2 separate regions of the Homo sapiens genome follow, and region 2 is linked to region 1. The links are chromatin contacts, found by Hi-C in ENCODE. All regions are on one chromosome and are shown on one strand. Each heading gives the region's core, a stretch centred on a gene start or an enhancer-like site at or near the end of the contact. The rest is flanking DNA. Distances are from core to core; before and after follow the strand shown. Region 1 holds the start of ABCA3 (ATP binding cassette subfamily A member 3). Region 2 has its middle 12 kb from the start of HS3ST6.

The links. Hi-C counts contacts between places; a loop is a spot of excess contacts on that map. Pooled maps may share reads with other maps.
Region 2: a loop to region 1 is called in a pooled map, with 12 times the contacts of the local background. The contact joins the enhancer-like site here to the promoter of ABCA3 in region 1. A Hi-C loop is called at or near these places in 6 of 50 pooled maps.

Annotation. Positions count from the first base shown.
Region 1 is chr16:2,339,349-2,346,010 of GRCh38, reverse strand. It overlaps ABCA3 (ATP binding cassette subfamily A member 3), which reads left to right and starts at 5,283. Exons shown (of 33, transcript NM_001089.3): 1 at 5,283-5,438. It also overlaps the pseudogene ABCA17P. RefSeq lists silencers at 4,973-5,432, 5,603-5,662.
Region 2 is chr16:1,927,392-1,934,053 of GRCh38, reverse strand. No RefSeq gene overlaps it. Among named protein-coding and RNA genes, the nearest start is that of HS3ST6, 12 kb to the right of the region's middle. Within about 2 kb of position 4,278, at least 21 of the 41 ENCODE cell types and tissues checked have a DNase peak (open chromatin) inside an H3K27ac peak, as active enhancers do.

The sequences.
Region 1 (6,662 bases), core at 4,034-6,533:
GCATGGTCAACATGGTGAAAACCCATCCCTACTAAAAATAAAAAAATTAGCCAGGCCTGGTGGCGTGCACCTAAAGTCTCACCTACTTGTGAGGCTGAGGCACAAGAATCGCTGGAATCCAGGAGGCAAAGGTTGCAGTGAGCCGAGATCCCGCCACTGCACTCCAGCTTGGGCAACAGAGCGAGACTCCATCTCCAAACAACAACAAAGATTCACAGAATTATAACCAGAAGGAGTGAATTCTACTATATGTAAACTGAGATTTTAATCATTAATGTTTTTAAGTGTTGAGAAAATTGGCTAGCTCACTCCAGCAAAATAAGCCCCAGATGGATAAAGGTTTAAACATAAAAAATTTCATTATAAAAGCACTTTTATAATTATAATTAATTATATTATTATTAGGAGAAGGAGTGAATTCTACTATATGTAAACTGAGATTTTAATGATTAATGTTTTTAAGTGTTGAGAAAATTGGCTAGCTCACTCCAGCAAAATAAGCCCCAGATGGATAAAAGTTTAAACATATAAAATTTCATTATAAAAGCACTTTTATATTATTAGAGTGGGGACTTTTTTAAAAAAATAAGTATGACCTATAACCTGGAAACTATAAAGAAACAGGCTAATAAATCTGATTACATAAAAAAAAACAACTTTTCTTTGAAAAAAAGGTAAAAAGCTGACAGACAACCTGGGGAAAACACCTGTAATACATTTGCAAAAGCACCTGTTCCATTGAGCCTAGACCCCGCTTTCCACCATTGTATCACATTGATGGAGAGTTTTCCAAACACAGGAGAGAGGTTCAAATGTCAAATGTCCAATTTTCATTTCTGAAAAGAAAACTGAAGAATCATGCCCACAGAATATCATTTATGGAAAAATGATAAATAATGCTACACTTGTATAGGCTAATCTATATATGTGTGCAAATACATTTAAAAAACTTTAAGAAGCTTATTTACCAAACTATGACCATGGAGAGGAAATCAGGGAAGGGGATGGCGGTTACAAAGAATTTTGGTTTGCCTATTAGTTTGAATTTCTCAACAAGAATATATTCATGTAACACTTGTTAAATTTAAAATTAATTTGAGAGCATGCAAATCATCCATAAAAATCATCTCCTCAAAATTTCTAAATGTTTAAAACCTAAGCAAAATAACTATTTTAAAGCGAGTGATTTGGTTTAGACAAATATAGTTAGGAAACAGCTTACTTATAGTTTCTGTACTACTTAATAGTACAAAGGAAATCCCTGAATAATTGAGATAGTCCATGTATTAATGCCCATTTTTGCAACTCATAGTCTGTATTGTCTTCAATTGCTGTATCTTTGCTTCTAACAACATATTGTTGGGCACTCTGAATTCTATTAAAGTATAGATGGTGGCTTATTCACATTTTTATTTCAAGTTTCATCTGGCATATAGTAAGCACACAGTGAAAACTAAATCGAATTAAGCAACTCTGTTTTGTGAGATCCTTCAAAACACATAAATTTCATTTGTTGGGCCGGGTGCAGTGGCTCATGCCTGTAATCCCAGCACTTTGGGAGGCCGAGGTGGTGGATCACCTGAGGTCGGGAGTTCGAGACCAGCCCGATCAACATGAAGAAACCCCGTCTCTACTACAAATACAAAATTAGCCAGGCATGGCAGCGCATGCCTGTAATCCCAGCTACTTGGGAGGCTGAGGCAGGAGAATCGCTTGACCCCGGGAGGCGGAGGCTGCAGTGGGCCGAGATTGCGCCATTGCACTCCAGCCTGGGCCACAAGAGTGAAACACCGTCTCAAAAAAAAAAAATGTTCATGCGTTTGTTTCCAAAGCATACAGTATAATGCTTAGATCACTTATTGAGCCCTTGCCGAATGCCAAGGACTTTTCTAAGTCCTGTACTTTACATGTTTTAATGCATCTAATCCTCACAACAATTCTGTGAGGAATTGTTATACAATCCTCATTTTATACTAGGAAACCAAGGCACAGAAAGGTCCAGTAATTTGCCTAAAGACATTAAGAGCTGGAATTTAATCTGAGGCAATATGGCCAGAGTTCAGTTTTAACCATTACAATATAATGCTTCCCAATCACTGAATGAAAGAATATGTGTACAGCCCTTGGTCTACAATGCGTCTCTGAATTATAACATCATTCCCAGGGAAACAATCAAAGAAGCCCTATTCTAAGATACTGTATTGAATATCAGCAATTTGGGTACTGTTGTACGATACAATAGATAGACAGATAGATAGATAGATAGATAGATAGATAGATAGATAGATAGATAGATAGATAGGGTATAGTATTTGTACCCCTTCAAAGAATTGGGAGCTTATTGGTTTAATTATATCTAGCCGACTAGTATAATGGCTAGGTTTACTGCCTTTTGTGAAGCTGTAAGATTTGTTTATGAGTGTCACCATCCACTATAATGTTTACCATCAATCTTGAGAGAAAAGAAATGTTTGAACCATAGTAACTTCAAGGAGTGTATCCTTCAATTTCTCAGCATGTATTCATGGTATATGGATGTGAGTGTTTCCATATAAGAGAGGGGTAGAGTCCAGGAGCCTGAACACGGAGGTTGTCATCTCAGCTCTACTGGGTGACTCTGAAGAAATTATGACCTTATCTGGGCCTCCATCTGGAAAGAAATGACTAGGTGGAGCATCTAGGTTTGCTTTATTTTTTCAGTAGTGGGCCTTGAGCACAATGTGATGAATTATCCAGGGATTGTTGAAGGGCATCAAAAGGGTCCAGCTCACTGTGGGCAACTGTTTTTTAACAGTTCAGAGCCTGAAATTTTTGGGCATAAGATACTTTTCCCAGTGGCCTTCACACCCTCCCACCTCATGATTGTGATTATAATAATTAACAATTAACCTGGCAGAGTTAAGAAAAAAGATATAAAATTAGTACCCTGCAATTGTCTGTCTTGATCTGTAAGGTCATCCTTCTTCCAAAATTCCTACCCTATCTTCCATCTAAGGTAAATTCTGAGTCAGCCAGTTCTGGTACTGGATTTGGTTACAGAGAATTGGGATCCAGTTTTGAAAAGGCCGGAAAAACGTGCAAGGTCTAACAAATTCAATTTGGAAATGGCAAGGATTGGTTTTGGAAAGAAAAATGACTGAGGATATGACCGGGTGAAGACAGGGCCAAGCAGCCAAGTTCACATCATTTTCTGGGACGAAGCAGAGAATGGGGAAGACATTTTGGATGGGGTGTTGCAGTCTGTGAAGACTGATGGGGAAAGGGGGTTTTTAGGATGTTTGCAGCGCATTAATAATCCACTCCCCCACCCATCCTGTAACTGCATTCAATTGTTTGGGGTTTTTTTTCCCCCTGTATGCTCATTACGGAGACTAGGCTATGTAAATCCCTAGCTATACTCACATTATATACTACCATTTATTTGGCATTTATGTGTCAGGTATTGTAGTAAGCACTTAAACATGCATTTTCTCATTTGACCCAAAAAAGAAAAGAATACACCAACAAAAAACCTTTGAGTTTGCTATTATTATTAATTACTATTATTATAATTTCAATTTTAGGGATAGGAAATTGAGACTCAGAAAGATAAAATGACATGTCTACATTAATTGGTGGGTCAAGATCTGAAGCCAGGTCTCTGTGATTCCACTGAACAAATTATTTAGCATGAGCCTCCTCCGCCCCAGGCACTCTAGGACCCTGGATCTAGGCATGAACCTGACGAAGTCCCTTTGCTCGCGGAATGGGCTATCCAGAACATCATCAGAGTGAAAGGTGCTATGTACACAGTAAAATGGGGAACGAGCCGCTCAAACCCTACTCCATCAGGACTCTTGGGGGTGGGCGATTTCCGCCCCCGGCCCGGGGCGTTGCATTAGGTCGGGGCCGTCGGGTCGTGGTGCCGGCGGCTGGCTGGGCGCGGGGCTGGCGGTGCGGGTCGCAGGCGGCTCCCAGCGGCAGGACCGGCAGCAGCCCTCCCTCACCCGGGGCGCCGGGACCACGGACGCACCTCACTGTGGTCCGGCCGCTGGCGGCGCTCGGGGACCCATTGGCCCCGGCCCGCGGCAACTGTCGGCCCCGCGCGGCGCCCGCCCTCATGCTGGAGCCCGGGAGTCCCTCACTCCACCTCTCCCTGCCACGCCAAGGGGGCCCGCCCCTCCCAGGCTCTCCTGCCTGGGGCGACCCAGTCCCACGACCCGGTCCGGCCCAGGGACACCCCGACCCACCTCCCCACTCCCGTCCCGTTAGACCGCGACCCGTCCCTGGGACCGCCTAATGTGACACGCCCGGGACCCTCCCTGCAGGCGACTCCCTGCAGGGCCCCCGCCCTGGACACTCCCTCCAGGTGACCCCGTTCCGCTCGCTCCGTGAGGTGACCCCGACCCTCTCCGGACCACCTCCTCAGGTGACCCCGACCCTCTCCGGACCCTCCCCGACCCTCCCCTCAGGTGAACCCGACCCTCCCCGGACCATCCCGTCGGGTGACCCCAACCATCCCCGAACCCCCCCACCCTCCCCTCAGGTGACCCCGACCCTCTCTGGACCCTCCTCACAGGCGGCCCCGCCCCACCCCGGGACCCTCCCGCCAGGTGACCCCGACAAGGCCGGGCCCTCCTGCCTGAGGTGACTCCTACCCGGCTGGGGACCCCCGAGGCCTCCCTCGCTCCTTAAGTGAGGGCGACTCCGCTCATCCCGGGACACCGCGCCTTCTCCTGTAAACTCGACGCCTGCCCCGACGGCCGAATTCCAGAAGGTTCCTCGCCGCCGCCTCGCCTTCGGTCGCGCCCCAGCGCCCGGCCAGAGGCGGGGAAGCCCTTCCCCCGGTGCCAGGAGTGACGAGGGCCCAAGGAAAGACAGTGCGTGAGGAGAAATGGAGAAACGGCCAAAGTCGAGTTTCCGGGTGTGAAGACTTCCACTGCTGCGAAACGCACGTGCGCAGAGTCATTCCTGTCAGAGGCCACCGCGCCCTCGCTCGGCTACCGCCGCTGCGCGCCCCCTGCTGGACATAGGCGCGGGCACAGAGCAGTGCGCAAGCACGGGCTGCCGCGCGGCCGGGTGCGAACCGCGTACTCGCAGGGTGGCTGACTGCGCACGCGCAAGTCAGAGCGCCCTCTGCCGGGCATGGGCGACATGCAGGGGGCACCGCGCAGGCGCGGGGTTGGGCTGGCCGGAGCGGCCGAGGCGGCCGGGGGTGGACCGGGCACCTGCAGGGGCGGCCGACTGCGCACGCGCCATCCGCGGCGCCCCCTGCAGGAGCCGGAGCGGCCGCTGCGTCCGCCAGTAGCGGGTTGCAGGCGCACCCTCCCCTCCAGGGCGGCCACGCAGCTGTCAGTGCCGCCGCCACTGCGAGGCTGGAGCGGAGCCCGGGTGGCCGAGGGAGGGGACCCCGCGAGAGGGCCGCGCGCCGGCCGCCGCCGCCCCGGCGCCCAGGCTCGGTGAGTGCCGCCGGGACCCGCCGCTCGCGCGCTCGTTCCCGGGGCTTGCGGTCCCCACCCGGGTCCGCCCTTCCCACCCTCGCCGGCCAGCTCGGGCCTCGGGCCCCCCCCAGCTCCGGCCTGGCCTGCGGGCCCCTCCCGCGACCCCGCATCCCCTCCGGCCGCGCCCGCGCCCGCCCCTCCTGCCGCGGCCTCGGCTCCGGGCGCTCCCTGCAGGTGCCGCTCCCTCAGCGTCGGCTCCCATCCGAGCCTTGGGCGTGTCCCGCACTGCGGGCAGTGCCTGAGCCCGCGCCGCGCGGGGAAGCTCGACCCTGCGGAGACTCGGCACGGCCCGGGCCCTCTGTGTGCGCCCAGAAGGTGGATATGTAGCGACCGACAGCCCCGGCCCCGAGGGATGCAGGCGTCCGCCGCGCACTTGCGGAGATGGCGCCGCTTTCCGGCCGCAGGGATGCCGGGCGCGCGGTGGCAAAGCCGCCCGGGTTGGATTCCGCCTGCTCCCACCCTCTGGTTCCGAGGAGCCTCCAAATCCGAATCCAAGGCCCACGGTCCGCGGCGGGCGTTTGCTGCGCCCTCCACTGTGTGGGAACGGGAAAGGGGAGCCGCTAGTCCAGGCGGAGGGGCTTGTGGCAGTCGCCGGAGGCCGCGTTCTCGGCGCCCTCGGTCAGGACGCCTGTGTGCATCGCGTCCGTGTGTCTTGGCTCTGTTCCAAGCCGGCTCCACGCTTCAGAAGGGCCGGGACGGCCTTATGGTCAGGGGCGTGGGGAAGGCGCTTGGTGTCTGTCGCACAGATGAAGCCATGTCCTCAGGGGGTAATTGCCGCTTGTTCTCCGGGTTACGTCCTGGACTGTGCACTCCGGGAAGGCGTCGATTGGATCTTGTTGGGGTTTGTGTTCCTGGAACTCCAGAAATGCCCGCTGAGTGAGTAGCCGAGACCCCGCGACAGCATGGAGCCCAGGCAGGGAGCACGTGGGAGAGGTTCACTCTTCTCCTGGGCATCCCGTCATTTTATTCAGATAGTCTGGGCGCTGCCTTTTGTAAACTTGAAAAGACTAAGACTGTTTTAGAAAGTTTGCCTCATGAGAAATGTAAGAGAAAGGGAAAAATAGATAAAAATGGATGTCATGGGAATCTCCCCCACACTTTCATTTTTAACTTCTTAGATAATTTTTCTTTTAAATTGAACCTTTGCTAACTCTACCTGAAAAACAGGACGACGTCTCTCCC
Region 2 (6,662 bases), core at 3,029-5,528, 410 kb after region 1:
TCCCGAGAAAAACCAGAACCACGGCCCTCAGTGAATTCCCAGACTGGAGCCAGGTCACAGACCTAAAACCTCCATTCAGACCCACACCGCTGTATGGAGGGGACCAGGGTGCCTTGAGGAAGGACCCCCCAAATTTATCCTGTTCGTCTTTTCCCAGCCTTCTCCAAAGGGATCTCTATGGCAGTGCACTGGGGAAAAGGAGATCATGAGACCTTCTGGGGACTCCTGGATGCTGGCTCTGAACCGATGCTAACTCTGGAGTCAGACGTCACTGGGTCAGAGTAGGGGCTTATGAAGGCCCAGTGACTGAGGGAGCGTTGGCTCGGGTCCGATCCCAGTGGACCTGTCCCGTGGTCATCCCCGGTTCCGGGTGTACAATTGGAAGAGGCACCCTCAATGGAAGGCAGCGTCCCCCCACAGGAGGGGCAGTGCCTGCAGTACAGGCCACAGTGGAGACCGGGGAGAGGCCAGCCGTGCTGCCAGCCCCTTCAGCCTGCTCACCCCTCACGGAGCTGACTCTGTCACCTGCCAGCCCCTCCGCAGCCCGGTCTAGCAGTCCCTGCTCTGACGTGGAGTCAGTGCCGTGGCAGAGGCCGCTGTCTCCCTTGCTGGCCTCGGACTGCTTGCGTGACCCTGATCTTGGGCGGGACATTCGACTTTCCTCTCTTTGTGCCTCCCTTAGTGGCACCCAGCCTGTCTTCCGGTTGGATGAGGGCACAGGAGAGCCACCCGGGGCGGGCAGGGGATGCTACAGTTGAATGGGTGCTGTGTGCACTGCCCTGTGGGTCAGAGGCCTGACTCCTGGCGCTGCTGGCCAGTGGGCTCTCCGTCTAGAGGTAGGGGCGCGTGGGGCGGGTGCTGGGAAGAGTCAGTGTTGATGAAAGCACCAAGGGCCCTTCGGGGAGGACCGTACCCAGAAGGGGCTTCCTGCTGCTTGCCCCTCCCCCAGCATGTGCTGTGGCAGCCTCCTGTTCTAGCAAATGTCTCCATCTCTGCCCTGCTGGGGGCCAGAACTGAGGCTAGCTGCCAGAATCTCCCTGGAGCTGCGGAGAGCAGGGGGGTGTCTCTCAACCCCTGATTCCAGCTCCCACCCATGCCCTGATTTTTTTACACCTGGACCCCAGTGTGTCCGACGCTGGCCACCAGCTAAAGTGGAGCCCGCTCTGGGGCTGCCCTGGCCACCCAGTGTCTTCGTTGGCTCTCGGGCACTGTCCTAGCCCAGCCTGTGGCCTGCCCACCCCCTAGTCCAGCAGGTGAGAGCAGGCCCGCTGCAGCGACTGACCCCAGTGCAGCAGGTACTCTCCTTAGCCTCATTCTTCTGGGGAGACAAGGGGGACTCAGAGAACGCGATTAGTCTGAGGCCACACAGCTGGGAGAAGCCCTGTGTCCTCTGCCGCCAGGGACCTGAGCCACTCCAGGCCACATGTGGCCGGCTGCCAGTGGCCTCTGATCAGGGTCCTTGTCCTGCCATGCTGAGTCATTTGGTGATGGCGGGTCTGGCAGGGGGTGCACAGGGCTCCCAATACTGTTCTAGGCAGCCAGTTCAGGTCCTCTATGCCCACACCTGTCCCTTTCTGCTTCTCCCTGCAGGAGGAGCAGTGGCTCTGGGAAGGGCTCTGTGGGCAGGTCCTGTGGAAGGCGGCTCTGCTGCGGCAGGGAGGGAGCTGCTGAATGGGCAGCAGGCTTCCCAGGCACAGGGCCAGGCAGGGGCCTGGGCTGTGCTGCCTTCTCCCAGCACTCCCAGCTCTGCACCTGGGGCCAGTGTTTCCCCGAGAGTGGACTCAGGCCCAAGAGCAGACTGGCCTTCGCCTGCAAACTGGGCCCCTGTGTGCAGGGTTTTGTCCCCAGGGCTGTCTACCAGGCTCAGGCCGGTAGCTGGGTGGCTGGAGGCCTGCTGGCGCCTGGGGATCTCAGCCACAGCAGTGCAGGGGTGGTGATCCTGGTGGGGGCTGGGGAGTAGTGCCTCCTGCCTGCATCCCAGGGCCCCAGGCTCATCCAAACATCCATGTTAAGGTGGTGGGCCGGACACAGTGGCTCACGCCTGTAATCCCAGCACTTTGGGAGGCCGAGGCAGGTGGATCACCTGAGGTTATGAGTTCTAGACCAGCCTGACCAACATGGAGAAACCCCATCTCTACTAAAATACAGAATTACCCGGATTACCCGGGCGTGGTGACCCATGCCTGTAATCCCAGCTGAAGGGGAGGACTGCCCCTCCACACCTGTGGGTATTTCCAGTCGGGTGGGACGAGAGACTGAGAAAAGAAATAAGACACAGAGACAAAGTATAGAGAAACAACAGTGGGCCCAGGGGACCGGCGCTCAGCATACTAAGGACCTGCACTGGCACCGGTCTCTGAGTTCCCTCAGTTTTTATTGATTATTATTTTCGTTATTTCAGTAAAAAGGAATGTAGTAGGAGAGCAGGATGATCATAAGGAGAAGGTCAGCAAAAAACATGTGAACAAAAGAATCTATATCATAATTAAGTTCAAGGGAAGGTACTATGCCTGGATGTGCACGTAGGCCAGATTTATGTTTCTCTCCACCCAAACATCTCAGCAGAGTAAAGAATAACAAGGCAGCATTACTGCAAACATGTCTCACCTCCCACCATAGGGTGGTTTTTCTCCTATCTCAGAACTGAACAAATGTACAATTGGGTTTTATACCGAGACATTCAGTTCCCAGGGGCAGGCAGGAGACAGTGGCCTTCCTCTATCTCAACTACAAGAGGCTTTCCTCTTTGACTAATCCACCTCAGCACAGACCCTTTACAGGTGTCGGGCTCGGGGACGGTCAGGTCTTTCTCATACCACGAGGCCATATTTCAGACTATCACATGGGGAGAAACCTTGGACAATACCCTGCTTTCAAGGGCAGAGGTCCCTGCAGCTTTCCACAGTGCATTGTGCCCCTGGTTTATTGAGACTGGAGAATGGCAATGACTTTTACCAAGTATACTGCTTGTAAGCATTTTGTTAACAAGGCACGTCCTGCACAGCCCTACATCCCTTAAACCTTGATTTCATACAGCACATGTTTTTGTGAGCTCCAGATTGGATCAAAGTGGTTGGGTCAAAGTGGCTGGGGCAAAGCTACAAATTAACAACATCTCAGCAAAGCAATTATTTAAAGTACAGGTCTTTTTCAAATGGAGTCTCTTATGTCTTCCCTTTCTACATAGACACAGTAACAGTCTGATCTCTCTTTCTTTTCCCTACACCAGCTACTCGGGAGGCTGAGGCAGGAGAATCGCTTGAACCTGGGAGGCTCAGGCTCAGCCTGGGAGGCTGAGGCTCAGGGAGGTTGTGGTGAGCCGAGATGACACCATTGTACTCCAGCCTGGGCAACAAGAGCAAATCTCCGTCTCAGGAAAAAAAAAAAAAAAAAGATGTGGTAGGGAGGTGGGGGTGGGAGGGGGCAAGTGGGCTCAGGAGGTGGGGGGGGTGCCGGCAAGCAGACTGCTTGAGTGGGGAGACGGGTGAACCGCAGGACCCCAAGGCCCCCTCACATTGAGAGTCCAGGGAGGGATGGCTGTGGGCAAGGTCTGTATGCCAGGTCACCGGAGGAGGGGGTGGTGTTTCCAGCAATGGAGCGTCTGGTGTGGAATCAGTCACCTTACCCTCCCGCTCCTGCTGGGTGATACCCCATCCTTGCGGCTGCCCCCGCGTCTTCCTTGAGGAACAGCAGACTCTGAGGGGGCAGCCCCTTCCTCCCCAGGGCACGGCCTTGCCCCTCAAGGGTTGGGTTCAGGGGCAGCGGGCAGGCCTGGGCACGGCTGGGCCGTCACCTCGGGCGAGGGATGGGGAATAAAAAGGAACTCTGTCTGAGACACCGTGATCCCTCGCCGGGGCCCAGGCCTGGCTCAGAGCAGCCACCAGGAAGCGTCTGCGGCCCGTATGGGGGAACAGACCATACTTCAGACCCTTGCTCAACCACCGCTTTCCGCTCTCTCAGTGGCAGGTGCCGCGCAGAGCCTGGCCCTGGTGGGGCTGTGGCCCCTGGTGGGGGTGGGGGCCGTGGGCAGCTCCCGGGAGGCTCCTACCCGCGGACGGGTCGGCAGGTGGGAGGAGGGGGCGTCCGGTAGGGTCGGCGAAGGCGCCGAGGCCACGTGCAAGCCCCGGCCCTCGAGGCGGCCTCCCGGGCCCGGGCGCGGGACCGTGCGCAGGACTGACCAGCAGGGGGCACGCTCGCTCGGTGCTGCCAGGCCGGGTGGTCTGCGTGCGCAGGCGCGGCGGGGGGCCTGACGGCGCTGCAGTTCCCCGGGTGGCCGCGGGGGTTGCGGCGGAGGCAGCGAGCGTCCGCGCAGAGAAACCGCCTCGGCCACGCCCGCCCTTGGGCCGGTGCTGGGGACCCAGGCCGAGGCCTCTGGTCGTCTGAGGGTGCCAGGGGCAGCTGCAGGGGGTTTGCCGGGCTTCACGAAGTGACCGCTACAGGGAGTGCAGTCGCAGCCACGGGTGCCCCTTCCAGGGTCACCGGAGGACAGAGCCAGGGGCGGGGGCGGGGGTGGCGCGGCCGGTGGGAACGGCAGGCGTGGTTGGGGGCGCGGGTGGAGGCAGGACGCCCCCAGCCCCTTCTTCAGGGCAGCTGCGTGGGACCCAGGCTGCCCGGACCTGGCCCGCCCTCAGGGCTAGATCCTAGGGTTCCACATCCCAGGCCTCTTTCCTCCGCCCACCTCTCCCCGCTACAACCCAGGCAGCTCCTGGCTGCCTTCCCCCAACCAGAGTCCTCTCTGCAAAATAATAACCAGACCAGGTCCCTCCCTCAGAGGTTCCCACAGTCCTTGCCTGCTCTGACCTAGGCTGACCCCACCTCTCCAGCTTGATTTCCTACTCCATAAATGAGATCGGTGTTGTTTATCATAATTACAGTTTGGGGTTGTTTCTTTTTTTTTTTTTTTTTGAGACGGAGTCTGGCACTGCCGCCCAGGCTGGAGTGCAGTGGCGCGATCTCGGCTCACTGCAAGCTCCGCCTCCCGGGTTCACGCCATTCTCGTGCCTCAGCCTCCCGAGTAGCTGGGACTACAGGCGCCCACCACTGCGCCCGGCTAATTTTTTTGTATTTTTGGTAGAGCCGGGGTTTCACTGTGTTAGCCAGGATGGTCTCGATCTCCTGACCTCATGATCCGCCCAGCAGGGCCTCCCAAAGTGCTGGGATTACAGGCATGAGCTACCGCGCCGGGCCTGGTTGTTTCTTCTTGAGAAGGGGGTTTCTCTGTTGCCTGGGCTGGAGTGCAGTGGCATGACCATGGATCACTGCAGCCTTGAATTCCTGGACTCAAGCGATCCTCCCAGGTCAACCTCCCGAATAGCTAGGACTACAGGTGTGCTACTACGCCCCGCTAATTTTTGTATTTTTAGTAGAGACAGGGTTTTGCCATGTTGTCCAGGCTAGTCTGGAACGCCTGGGCTCAAGTGACACTCCCGCTTTGGTCTCCCAAAGTGCTGGGATTACAGGCATGAGCCACTGTGCCTGGCTAATTTTTTAAAAAAACTTTTTGTAGAGACGTGCTCTGGCTTTGTTGCCCAGGCTGATCTTGAATTCCTGGGCTCAAGGGATCCCCCACCTCGGCTTCCCAGAATGCTGGGATTATAGGTGTGAGCTCCTCAGCCCAGTCAATTATGTTGTTGTTACTGCCCGCATCACCTGAACCCAAACCCTTTCACCTGCACCTCCAGGCAAACCAGACCCCACTCTAGAAACACATCCTTGCATTCCTAGAGTTTGTTTTTCCTTCTTCTGTTTTGTCCTTCCACACGCATCACAACCCTTCTAGAAGCTTTTCTTGGGGGCTCTGCCCCAGTGGTCCTCTCCTTCCCCCACAGCAGGGGCCTGGGTGGGCCTCCTCTGTGCATGCAGACTGGGCCCCTGTTACCCTCTTGCAGGCCTCACCCATCCTAGGTCAAGGAGCTCCTCAAAGCCATCAACCACAGCACCTTCATCTCATTCTCTCTCTCTCTTTTTTTTTTTGAGATGGAGTCTTGCTCTGTCGCCCAGGCTGGAGTGCAGTGGCACAATCTCGGCTCACTGCAACCTCCGCCTCCCAGATTCAAGCGATTCTCCTGCCTCAGCCTCCTGAGTAGCTGGGATTACAGGCGCGCGCCATCACGCCGGCTAATTTTTGTATTTTTAGTAGAGAGGGGGTTTCACCATGTTCGCCAGGATGGTCTTGGTCTCTTGACCTCGTGATCTGCCTGCCTTGGCCTCCCAAAGTGCTGGGATTACAGGCGTGAGCCACCATGCCCAGTCTTTTTTTTTTTTTTTTTTTTTTGAGATGGAGTCTTGCTCTTTTGCCCAGGCTGGAGTACAGTGGCACAATCTCGGCTCACTGCAACCTGTGCCTCCCCCGGGTTCAAGTGATTCTTCTGCCTCAGCATCTCGAGTAGCTGGGACTACAGGCATGCACCACTACATCCAGCTAATTTTTTTTTTTTTGTATTTTTATCAGAGATGGGGTTCGCCATGTTGACCAGGCTGGTCTTGAACTCCTGACCTTAGGTGATCCGCCTGCCTCAGCCTCCCAAAGTACTGGGATTACAGGCATGAGCCTCCACACTCAGCCCCAAATATATTTTAAGTGTCTCCTTTTCTCTATCACCAATGCCACCTCCCCAGCCCAAGGCTCAGTCATTCCTCACCTTCAGTACTGTGATAACCTG